2 separate regions of the Homo sapiens genome follow, and region 1 is linked to region 2. A link is a contact called in ENCODE Hi-C or POLR2A ChIA-PET data. All regions are on one chromosome and are shown on one strand. The core of a region is the stretch at or near the end of the contact, and the rest is flanking DNA. Distances in the headings are between cores, read along the strand shown.

What was found. Hi-C counts contacts between places; a loop is a spot of excess contacts on that map. ChIA-PET counts read pairs that join two places held with the same protein, here RNA polymerase II (POLR2A). Pooled maps may share reads with other maps.
Region 1: a loop to region 2 is called in a pooled map, with 8 times the contacts of the local background. The contact joins the enhancer-like site here to the promoter of RAD9B in region 2. A Hi-C loop is called at or near these places in 4 of 50 pooled maps. POLR2A ChIA-PET finds 5 or more read pairs at or near these places in 2 of 52 experiments (activated CD4-positive, alpha-beta T cell and activated naive CD4-positive, alpha-beta T cell).

Annotation. Positions count from the first base shown.
Region 1 is chr12:111,055,786-111,061,425 of GRCh38, forward strand. The region is part of intron 1 of CUX2 (cut like homeobox 2); the gene reads left to right. Among named protein-coding and RNA genes, the nearest start is that of CUX2, 24 kb to the left of the region's middle. RefSeq lists enhancers at 1,808-2,663, 4,773-5,275. Within about 2 kb of position 1,351, at least 9 of the 41 ENCODE cell types and tissues checked have a DNase peak (open chromatin) inside an H3K27ac peak, as active enhancers do.
Region 2 is chr12:110,498,768-110,504,277 of GRCh38, forward strand. It overlaps RAD9B (RAD9 checkpoint clamp component B), which reads left to right and starts at 3,564. Exons shown (of 11, transcript NM_001286535.2): 1 at 3,564-3,616; 2 at 5,039-5,109. The coding sequence starts at 3,571. It overlaps VPS29 (VPS29 retromer complex component), which reads right to left and starts at 3,344. Exons shown (of 4, transcript NM_016226.5): 1 at 3,282-3,344. The coding sequence starts at 3,284. It overlaps LOC124903015 (a long non-coding RNA gene), which reads left to right. Exons shown (of 2, transcript XR_007063458.1): 2 at 1-1,058. RefSeq lists a silencer at 357-651 and an enhancer at 3,173-3,312.

The DNA.
Region 1 (5,640 bases), core at 101-2,600, 550 kb after region 2:
TACAGGTAAGTAGGCTTGAGCCAGAGGATAATTTGTTTCTGTGGGATGTATTGATGAGCTGCCCTAATTAGGCACCTTGCTAATGAGAATCAAACCACTTCGCTGGGAGTCGGGCTGATCGCAGCCTAGCTCTGCCGTGAAGCAGCCATGGTCCTGAGCAGGCCACTTAGCTGCGTGGCTCTCAGTGTTATCTTCTGTAACATGGGGCTTCCTGCGTTCTTTCCCCTCCATAGCTAGATTGTTTGCTATGCCCCTGGAGACCTCGGGGGCTGTTGAGATCCGAGGCAAAAGGCGGAGGCCAATTGTGGCTTTCTTTGGGTGTTCTTGTCACTGGTGGACAGATCCATGGATGCGTTTCTCATGCCGGCCTCTTGGATGGATCTGTCAGGGAAGGAGGATGCTAGAGACGAGGACTGTTCTTAACATGTGTGACTGCATGTGTCTCTGTAAACGCAGCAGTCATTTGTTGCTGGGTAGCAAGCCACCCCAAACTTAGTGGACAGAAACAACTCTTGTATACCTGATTCTGTGGGCTGGAATTAGGACGGAGCCCAGTTGGTTCAGCTTGTCCCCACTCCATGATAGCTGTGGCTTCATCTGGGCAGATTCAACATTTGCGGGTAATTTGACAACTCCCACATCTGGCAATTGATGCTGGCTGTTGGCTGGAACCTCAGCTACCTGTGGGAACCCCAGTTTATGGCCTCTCTGCAGGGTCTCTCTGTGTGTTCTCCTTTGGGCTTCCTCACAGCATGGTGGCTGGGTTCCGAGAGGCAACATCCTGAGAGAGCCAGGTGGAAGTGCAGGTGTTTTCATGCTCTTGCCTTGCAAGTTGCTAGTATCACTTCCATCTACTCTGCTGATTGGGGCAGTAACAAAGGTGGGCCCAGGTTCAAAGGGAGGAGGACGTAGATCCCACCACTGGGTGGAAGGAGTGTCAAGGTCACCTTGCAGGAAGCCTTGGTGGCGAGGGATATTATGGCAGCCATCTTTAGAAAAGACAGTTGGCTACAGTGAGGGCGATGGTGGTGGTGATTCAGGTGACTCAGGCTGGTTGTGACAGGCTGTAAAGGGAGCCAGTGCGGCAGGAAGTGGCTGAGCAGGAGAGTAGATGTGACAGGAGGTTGTGTGAGGTGAGTTGGTGTGACAGGAAGTAGCCAAGTAGGGAGTGGGTGTGACAGGAGGATGTGTGGGGGACAGAGTGTAACAAGCGGTGGCCAAGCTGGAATGGTTGTGACAAGAGGTTGTGTGAGGGAATTCAGTGTGACAGGAGATTGTGTGGGGGAGTGTGACAGGAAGTGGCCAAGTAGGGAGTGAGTGTGACAGAAAATGGCCAAGCTGCAATGGTTGTGACGGGAGGTTGTGTGACGAGAGTGAGTATGACAGGAAATGGCCTGAGCTGCAGTGGGTGTGATAGGAAGTGGCCCAGTAGCAAGTAAGTGTGACAAGAAATTGTGTGGGGGAGTCAGTATGACAGGAAGTTACCAAGCTGGAGTGGATGTTACAGGAAGCTGTGTGAGGGCAATGGGTGTGGCAGGAGATTATGTGAGGGAAGTTAGTGGGACAGAGACGGCTATGTGAGTGGAGTGGAGTGGGTGTGACAGGAAGTGGCCACTGGAGATCTGGCTTTGTCTGCCATGATGGAAGTGGGCCTGCCAGTGACAGGGCCCTAGATGCTGACAGCACCACCTTTCCTTGCTTTCCAAGCTGCCCTCTTGAGGGCCTCAGGGTGACCAGGCCGATTCCAACGTGGGGACCCAGACCTCCTTACACGGGCCCCATCTTTCTCCCTGCCCTAGCCTCCACCATCTTCCTGTCTTCCTGTGGGCCCCTCGCTCCCCACTTCTGCCAGCAGCCTCCCCTTCTGCCAGAAAGAGTGACTCCCACCTCAACAGCCTGGAAGCACTCCAACTACCGTACTTTTCTTCAAATAAAAGCAGCTAATTAACATTATTCTTTAATTATTGCCTTTATCAACAAGGGGTCTGATTTCTACCAGCAGGATAGTTGCTTTCCCTTAAACTACCCAAGTGAATGCTTCAGTTCCTGGTGCTTTTGAAATGAATTTGATGTCATCTGCCCAGAGTCACTTAATGGGGACGCCTGGGTAATGACTGAACGCGCTAACTCCGTTAGCAGCCCTGGAAGCATGTAATTTGGCCCCTCAGGCAACAGCACTTTTGAAATCTCTGGATAGTTTTGAACTCTCTGTTCTTAATTAAATATGCAATTTTTCACGGTAACCAGGTTAATTCTTTTGTGTTGTGTTGTAATACTGTTAGGAATTTTCATAGTTCTTATTAAACATTATTCAGGCATTGTGAATTCCATAATTAAAAAAAATGAAAAGAACAAAGCTTGATTCACTCCTTTCTTTTCCCTGGCTAATTTATCAAATGAATTTTGCAAATTTTTCTTTCTGTCCCCAGACAGTGTGGCAAGTGTTTTAAAGGGGAAGGATTTAATTGCCCTGTAGGGATTGGCTGGTTATGAAGGATTTGGCTGTTTGATTAGTAAACCCAGTTGGGAATGGTCTAATGCTCCATGATCTTAAAAATTGTCTGATTGTACCCTCTCCAAGGAGGCCTCTCTCTTCGTTATGTAGAGCATCAACTTCACACAAGTGTGATTATTAGGTAGTGAGGAAAGGGAAGAGAGAAAGATCTGACTTTACTTTAAATTGGGGATCTTGGGAGATTTTTACCTCCATTTCCCTGGCTGGGGAGGAAGGGAGAACACTGAAGAGACACAGAGAGAGAGAGACAGAGAGAGAGAGAGAGAGACAGACAGACAGAGAGAGAGACAGAGAGGGAGCAATTCTCTCATCTCAGATACAGGAGAAGCTGGAGGGTGGCTGAAAGGGTGGGGCCCAAGGAGACGTTTTAGTGCACCCTTGCAGATAGTGGTGTTACAGGAAGGGGGTCCCGAGCGAGACCCCAAGATCTCACGCAAGAAAGAATTCAGGGAGAGACCGCAGTGCAAAGTAAAAGCAAGTTTATTAAGAAAGTAAAATGGTGAAAGAACAGCTACTCCATAGACAGAGTAGGACATTCCTGAAAATAAGAGGAGGAACACATCCACCCTAGGTACAATACTCATATATATGGGGAGATATGCTCTGTGACAAGGGTTTGTGATAAAGGATTAATTTTCTTAATTACTATATTTTGCAATAATCAATATTGTTATCTTTAAAGCAAAATTAGGAATCCCTTTGTTCTCCAAATATTGGGATATCTGGACACTCCCAAGTCTGGGTGTGTTTAGTAAACATTATTAATTTGTTCCCTTAACCGTAAACATCTAGAGGCTCGGAATGCTGAACTTTCTGAGGATGCAGCCCAGCAGGTACCAGCCTCATTTTCCAGCCCTCACTCAAAATGGAGTCGCTCTGGTTCAAATGTCTCTGACAGTGGCACCTGCCACACTGGTCAGCTGGAGGGGGCCCCTCTTTGCAGGGCTTCTCGGGGAGGTGGGAGGGGAGGAGGGCTACATTTCCATTCTGGAATTGGGCCCAGTCTCTGAAAAAATGTGCAGACTCCACACGGAGCAAACTGGGTAGAAATAACCATATCGCCCAAATGTTCTTGATAAGGCTAGGTGCCCCTGGCCCCAGCGAGGGGCTTCTTGGCAGAGATAGCCAGGCCAACTCCCAGTGAGGGGAGCAGGACTACTGCCTGATTCCTGGACCATTTTGTTTTCTATGAGGGCCCCATTGATGCCTCAGTTTCCCTCACCTTCCAAATGGGGCACGTGACTCTTCTGACTTTCCTAGGTCCCCCCACCCAGGGTCAGCTTTCTGTATCCTAGAGGTGGGGAGGTGGGAGATGAAGTGGGGGCAGGGTGGCAGGAGCCAGATCACCTTGAGGGCTATGGTGAGGAGGTGGGATTGTTTTCTAAAGATAGAGCCCCTTAGATATAGGAGGAGGGGAGGGTGATGTGGAAGGGGTGCTACCAAGGAGAAGGTGGTCGTGGGGGGTCCTCAGTCCTGGCTGGGATGCCGAGGGTGGGGGCAGTGAGGGAGGTGTTGGGGAGAGCATGGGCCCCTTTCTCCCCAGCTTACCCCTACCAGACTTAAGCCTGACTTCTGGGGAAGCCCCCTTCCCTGCCCCCGACCTTGGGATCCTGACTCACATGGTCTTTCCAGCAGGTCCAGGGCTCCATTTAGAATCACTCCCGGGAAATCATGGCAGGGAGGTGGCAGTGACTTCTGTTAGGTCTTGTGGCAGTGTCCTTTGTTGATTCTCTTGGTTAAAACCAAGAGTTTTGGACCCTGAACTCTGCTGTGAGAGATCTTTATTGAAACCGAATCATGACCCCACACCCTCTCCCCAACTGAAAAGCTTTCAGTGGCTCCCTATTGTTTATGGGACAAAGTCCAAACTTCTACCTTATGAGGCTGGTCGTGAGCACCTCCCCTCACCCTCATCCAATCCCACCATGTCATCTCTTATAAACTTCCTCGTCCCCAAATCCCCCAGCCAGGGTTAAATTATTACCCAGCCCTCAAATGCCTTACGCTGTCTTACATCCAGACTTGGCATATCCTGGTCTCCCTGCCTGGAACTCCCTTTTTAAAATCACCGTACAAACAGACACACTTCTCTCATCTTTCGTGTCTGATCTGGGAGGCTCTCCTGAACCTCCTGGCTGGATTAGGGGGCTCCCCCATAATAATGCACATCATAATTGATTGGAGTTCCTTGGCTAGTCTTTTTAAGACCCATGAGGGCAGCATTTGTATCTGTCTTCTTGACTCTTGTCACAAGCACAGAGTTTGGCACATATTAGAGGCTCAATAAATGCCCATGGATGGGCCAGAGTTTTGGGAAGCAGGGATCTCACTCCTGAACTTGCTGGAACCCAGTAGGAAGCAGGGGTTCTATCTGGTTTGCGGATACTGAGACGAGCAAATTCCCTTTCCCTCAGGCCCAGCCCGGCCCAGCCTGTAGCTCTGGAAGGTTCTGTTGGAGCTGACAGCCTCTGGGAAGTGAGGACTAGACAAAGTCCCTTCTCTAAGGGCCAAGGAAAAAGTTAGGCCATGGTGGTCACCCTCGGGAAGCAGAAACGGAAGCCTTAGCCCCCTCTTCCTTCTACCCTCTTGTCAGCTTCATCCTCTGGAAGGCCAAGTGCCAGGGACAAAGATGAAGGGATGTGACACAGTTATCGTCCCTCCAGGAGGGGCGTGAGGCCTTCAGAAAGGAAGCAGTGACACCTGCCACCTCCCAGCCTTGGGATGCCAGGACCTCCAGCTGGCCCTGCTGCCCCCTCCCCCGCTTCCTTGGGGCTGTTCATGGGAGGCCTCCCCTCATGGCTGTGGCCCTGCAGAGGCCAGCCGCTGATCAGTGAGTCTCTGCAGGCCCAAGCTGTCCCCAGATGTGTGCATGCATATGCACACACACACACACACACACACACACACACACACACAGCAAGGAGGATGCCTGGCTTTCTGAGCTACAACCCAGGACCCATGCACACCACAGTCCATGGCATCCTTTGCTCTCCTTTCTTCCTATTTTTATTCCTGTTTGAGTCACTATGGGACAATGAGGAGAGCCACTGAGGAAAGCTTTTCGGGATGGGGGAGGAGGAGGGAAGCATGGGCTGTAGAAGGGTTTTCGGGGAATCCCACGACTG
Region 2 (5,510 bases), core at 2,314-4,813:
CTAAAAACCACTATGAAGTTTCCACCCTCACTGGTAATCAACATAAAAGTACCTGGATATAGAACAATCTTCATTTTAGAGGGGGATTCCTTCTGATATGGATTGAAGTACATAGTTAGTATGGGAATCTTGCTTTGAGAAAAAGGTAAAAATAATAGATTTCTATATTTAAAAGAAGAAGAAGAACAACAACAACAACCACCACCCCAAACTCATAAAAGGGTATATGTCTACAACAGGTTGAAATGTTTGGTACTAATAATGAATGAGCTGTTCAATCTGAATGTACCAGAAAGAACATTAGTAAGACATGGTACTTTATAATGATTGATGACCTAATTCTATAAAGTACTGTGGATTATCTCCAAGACTCAAGACTATTAGCAGTCTAAAGATATAACTGTATGAATGACCACACAATCATTTCAAATTAGTAGGGATCCTTACTAGGACAGAATCCTCTGGTTTCCTGCTGATGACAAAGTTATGGGGAAATAGTGTTACATAACACGTGTCATACTTTGAAACATGTTCCCGCCCAAATTCCACACTTTGACAAATCGGGATAGACATAGATGATAGAGTCCTTTAAGAAAGCAAAAGATCCTGGAAATGGCAGTCTTATTAAATTAAAATAAAGAGCCAACCCAATCAAAGCATGGGAATTCGGTTACTTCCTTTCAACAGACCTTAAAAGGGTAAGAAATCCAGTCAGTAAACAGCCACCCAACCACCACTGTTAGTAGGAGCTAAGTGAAGAAACTTACTCTGTGCCCAGCCTTAGTGGAATGAAGAAGTTGATTGCAGACAGGGGGGATGAAAAAAAAAGGGTGAAACATGACCAATGTTAAAAGAAAGCAACAAAAAGAAACCAAAAAAAAAAAAGAGAACAAAAAACCCATACCAAATGAGCAAACAATTGTTAATGATTTCTGAGTGTTATGAAAGAAAATGTTAAAAATCAGCTGTGCTCAAAACAATACCAAAATAAATATTTGCTTTATTTTTGAACATGACACACACACTTTTTAATAAATTTGTCTTGTCAGTTTCTCCTACTTTTCCTAATCTTGTTCTGTACATCGACTTCCATCTCTGTTTTCCATTCTGTTTAGATTTTTATAAGATTTTATAAAATAATGAATTTGGATTTCTACAAGACACTGTGGAAAATTTATCATCAGTAATAGCTGAAAGGCTAACATTTTCTGGATTCTTAGGGTTTAATTATTCAAGTATATGGATGTTAATTATCTTACATTCAAAATTCTAGTAGCTGGAAAATTATGCTGCGGCTAGGTGATTTTTTGTAGCTGATGCAACACAGCACCATGAATACATTATCAAGTGTTGAACAAATCAACTAAAGGTGAAGACAAAATAATAAAAACAAACACATTTATTCAGGTAAAACTGGACCTTTCCCACACTTGAATTTGCTGCCCACAGACTCTGGACACTGTACTGAGTGTTGAACGTCTGTATCCTTTGCCAAATAAAATGCTTTTAATCATGAAAGAACTGGCTAATGCTAAATTTTTCCCAGTTCTATTTCATATGAAAAATGATGTTCCAGTACAACTACCCTAAATAAGAGGGATCACTTCTCAAACAACTTGAGAAACATTAATATTTTGAAACCATGGCAAGTAATTATGTCTTCTCCCATGGATAGGTGTCTCGAAATTACTGTAAACGGATTACTTTAAATTGGAGTCTGTTTAGAAGCAAAAATTAAAAGTGAGATTAAAGATTTTAAAGAAGCATGCACCATAAATCTCTGGCTGCCATGTCTGTAAGTCCCCCTCTTGAAAAGGCTGTTTGTCATGCAATAGTAATAATCTTAAAAATGCATAGCTTCTTTGGTTTCCTTGTAAAAATAAAAAAGAATGCAATAAATGCCTGTCAGAGGTAGACGTCCCTTTACAGCCAACCTCCATCAACACAAATATGAAGATAATCACAGCTCCATTTCAAACAATTGATTTTTTTTTTTTTTTTGAGCAGCAGCAAGATTTATTGTGAAGAGCGAAAGAACAAAGCTTACACAGGGTGGAAGGGGACCCGAGTGGGTTGCCCCAAACAATTGACTTTTTAAGAGTCAAAGGCACCTTTGAAAATATGATTACAGGCCGGGCGCGGTGGCTCACGCCTGTAACCCCAGCACTTTGGGAGGCCGAGGCGGGTGGATCATCTGAGGTCGGGAGGTAGAGACCAGCCTGACCAACATGGTGAAACCCCGTCTCTACTAAAAATACAAAAATTTAGACGGGCTTGGTGGCGGGCGCCTGTAATCCCAGCTACTCGGGAGGCTGAGGCAGGAGCTGAGGCTTGAACCCGGGCGGCATTGCAGTGAGCCGAGATCGCGGCATTGCACTCCAGCCTGGGCGACAGAGCGAGACTCCATCTCAAAAAGAAAGAAAGAAAATATGATTACAGCTCTGAGTCCTCTCTAGTAGAGGCCCCCAGTTTTTATGTAGGAAGGTCTGAGGGGCACCAAACTACTGGGGGTGAAGGGGTGATTGCTTGAAGGTGGCTGGGGGAGACTAGGTAAGTCTCCAACACCGGCACTCTCCCCAGAAAAATGTGTATATTCACAAAAATTTCCCAACAGTTTCAATGAGTTCACACATCATTAAGGAATCCTACCCTAAAGAGGCGTAGCAACCCGTGGAAAGAAACAGTTCCAGCAATTGCAAGCGCCAAATCCCGCCCTCTGAGAGCACACCTGCTCATCTCAATGGCAGCTAGATGTTATTTCAGGAGCGAGGAGGGTGGTTTATTCCCTTTCCCTAGATGGCAAAGTTAAACGGGTACGAAATTCTGCTCGCTACTTCCTGTTCTGCATTCGAGAGGCCAGCTTCCACCACTACACCCCAACCAGCGGGAGGTGCTTTTTGCGGGAAACGAGTAGGAACCGTCTGGAAACGGAGGACCGTGCCCCTATCCCCGGAACATTCGAGGTATAGGACCAAAGGCCTTCCCTGGCTCGGGCGTGCGTGTCTCGTGACAGGTCGGGCTGCTAGAGGGGCCTTTTTACCCCTTGGATGGCCTCTGGCCCCTTGGGGCCGGGATACGAGACCTAGGCCAGCCGCACCCAGAGGTGGCCGCTCCCTTCCTTCCCTAGACCTCTTCTGGGCCTTTCCCAGGCCAGCGCCTGGGCCCTGACGCCGAGGCCTCCGGGATTTCCCAATTCCTCGCCCTCGGCCTCCCCACGGCTCCCAACAACGCAGCACCCCACCCGAGAGCCAGGCCTTGGTCGCCGCAACTGCAGCCCTCACCATCCTGTCACCGGGCTCCGCTCAGTCACCACCACCGTCGCCGCCCTCTTCCTCAGGCTCCTCGGCGACCCGCCCACTTAACCGCAACCAATGAGAGCAGAGGGAGACAGAAATTGCCGTACGGAGGCCCGCACGGACCCTTCTCCGCCGTAAAGCCGTTTGGGAACTTGTGGAGGCGGGGTGGTAGAGTGCAGAGACGAGATCGCGAAGCTTTGAAAAGCGCGGGCAACATCCGGGCACCTGGGCCGTCGAGCTGAGGCGCGCCTTCCGAGCCTGCTTTTTAGGGCGGATGGCAGCCATGCTGAAGTGCGTGATGAGCGGCAGTCAGGTGAAAGGTGGAGCGGCCTTTGTTGTCTTCCCATTTAGCAGAGAGAAAAGCAGACGTTAATAGGTCGTCCCTACCATTGTCTAATTTTTCCTCTTTGCCTTTTTGCGCAATGACTGAGGACGCACGCCCTGGCCACAGCCCCACCCACTCAAGTCCCTGTTAACTTCTGAGGGGAGGATGAGGACCCATCTCGTGTGACTTAGAGGCAGATGTAATATGGGTGGTATCCGGGAAATAGAGTTGTACCATCGGGCCACAAACTCGGGATGCTGAGGACTGCATGGGGAAGAGTTGAGAGAAAAAAATAATGCTTGGACAGTAAAAGTATTTTTGTGCCAAGAGAACAGCATTAACCTGGTTTTTTTTTTCCCCAGATTCTACCATTTTTAAAAATGTATGAACTTGGAAAAGTCACTAAATCTCTTTGGGGCTCAGTTTCTAAAACGGAAACAGGGGTAATGACAGCACCTTCGTCACAGAGTTTGTTTGGAGGCAATGAAATGGAAATGCGTGTAAAGAGCCCAGTAATAGATGGAATGTACAAGAACTATTAGTGTTGTAAACGGCGCTTTCAAAATGGAAGTTAGGCCGGGTGCAGTGGCTCACGCCTGTAATCCTAGCACTTTGGGAGGCCAAGGCGGGTGGATCACCTTAGGTCGGGAGTTCGAGACCACCCTGACCAACATGATGAAACCCCGTCTCTACTAAACATACAAAAATTAGCCGGGCTTAGTGGTGGGCGCCTGTAATCCCAAGCTACTTGGAAGGCTGAGGCGAGAGGATCGATTGAGCCCGGGAGGTTGAGGCTGCAGTGAGTTGAGCTCGTGCCACTGCACTCCAGCCTGAGTGTCAGAGTGAGACTCTGTCTCAAAAAAAATAAAAAATAAAAAGAACATTAACAATGTCGTACGGGATCAGACTAGTGTGTTTTCCAGCCCTAAATGTGTTCTGTGGTGGGGAAATCTGGCTGCCCTCAAACATCAGAGATGTATGTTGGATACCCCTAATTTCTCTCTCATGACTTGTTGTGACTTGGCTATCAAGCTATTAAAACCACTTCAGATTATCTTCTCCATGCACTGTTTTCACAGTTTTTGGGGGGTCAAATACATTTATCTAAATCAAGTTGTAAAATACATTAGTATGGAAATTGGTTTGCACAGTAGCTCCATGCAACACTGTAAACATATAGAAGGACAAATTTCGGTCAATTTTATCATTTCACACACTACAAATTTATTGAGCCCTGACTATGTGTCTGGCATTTTGCCAAGGGTATTATACTGTATTAAAGTAATGTAGCATTAGTCTGTAAGATACTGTTATTTTTGAATTTCTCTTGAGTCCTCTGAATGCTGAACTAGTCTTGTGATTTGTTTTTATTGTTAGAGGGAAAGAATATAAGCATCACCTTTCTTTTTCTCCATAGTATTTGGGAAAGCAGTTCAAGCTCTATCACGAATTAGTGACGAGTTCTGGCTAGACCCATCTAAAAAAGGTGTAAGTAAGAAAGTTAACAGATCACGTATCAAGGCAAGAGGAGATGTTTAAAGATCCCAGTCCAGATTGAATGTTAACTAGGAAATCCAGAAATTGTAATTATCCCTTTCACTGTTTATCTTTATTTTACATATCTGAATACACTTAGAGCATGGTAAAGTTGAAAATATGCAGATAAGCTTGATTGATTTAAACTGGAAGTCACAAACTGGTAGTTAAGAGACTAGCTACGGTCTGCAGGAATGTTTGTTGGCCTGCACTGTTTTTTTTTTTTTTTAATTTGAAATAATTTCCAACATTTAAAAATTGAGGCCGGGCGCGATGGCTCACGCCTGTAATCCCAGCACTTTGGGAGGCCGAGGTGGGTGGATCACCTGAGGTCAGGAGTTCGAGACTAGCCT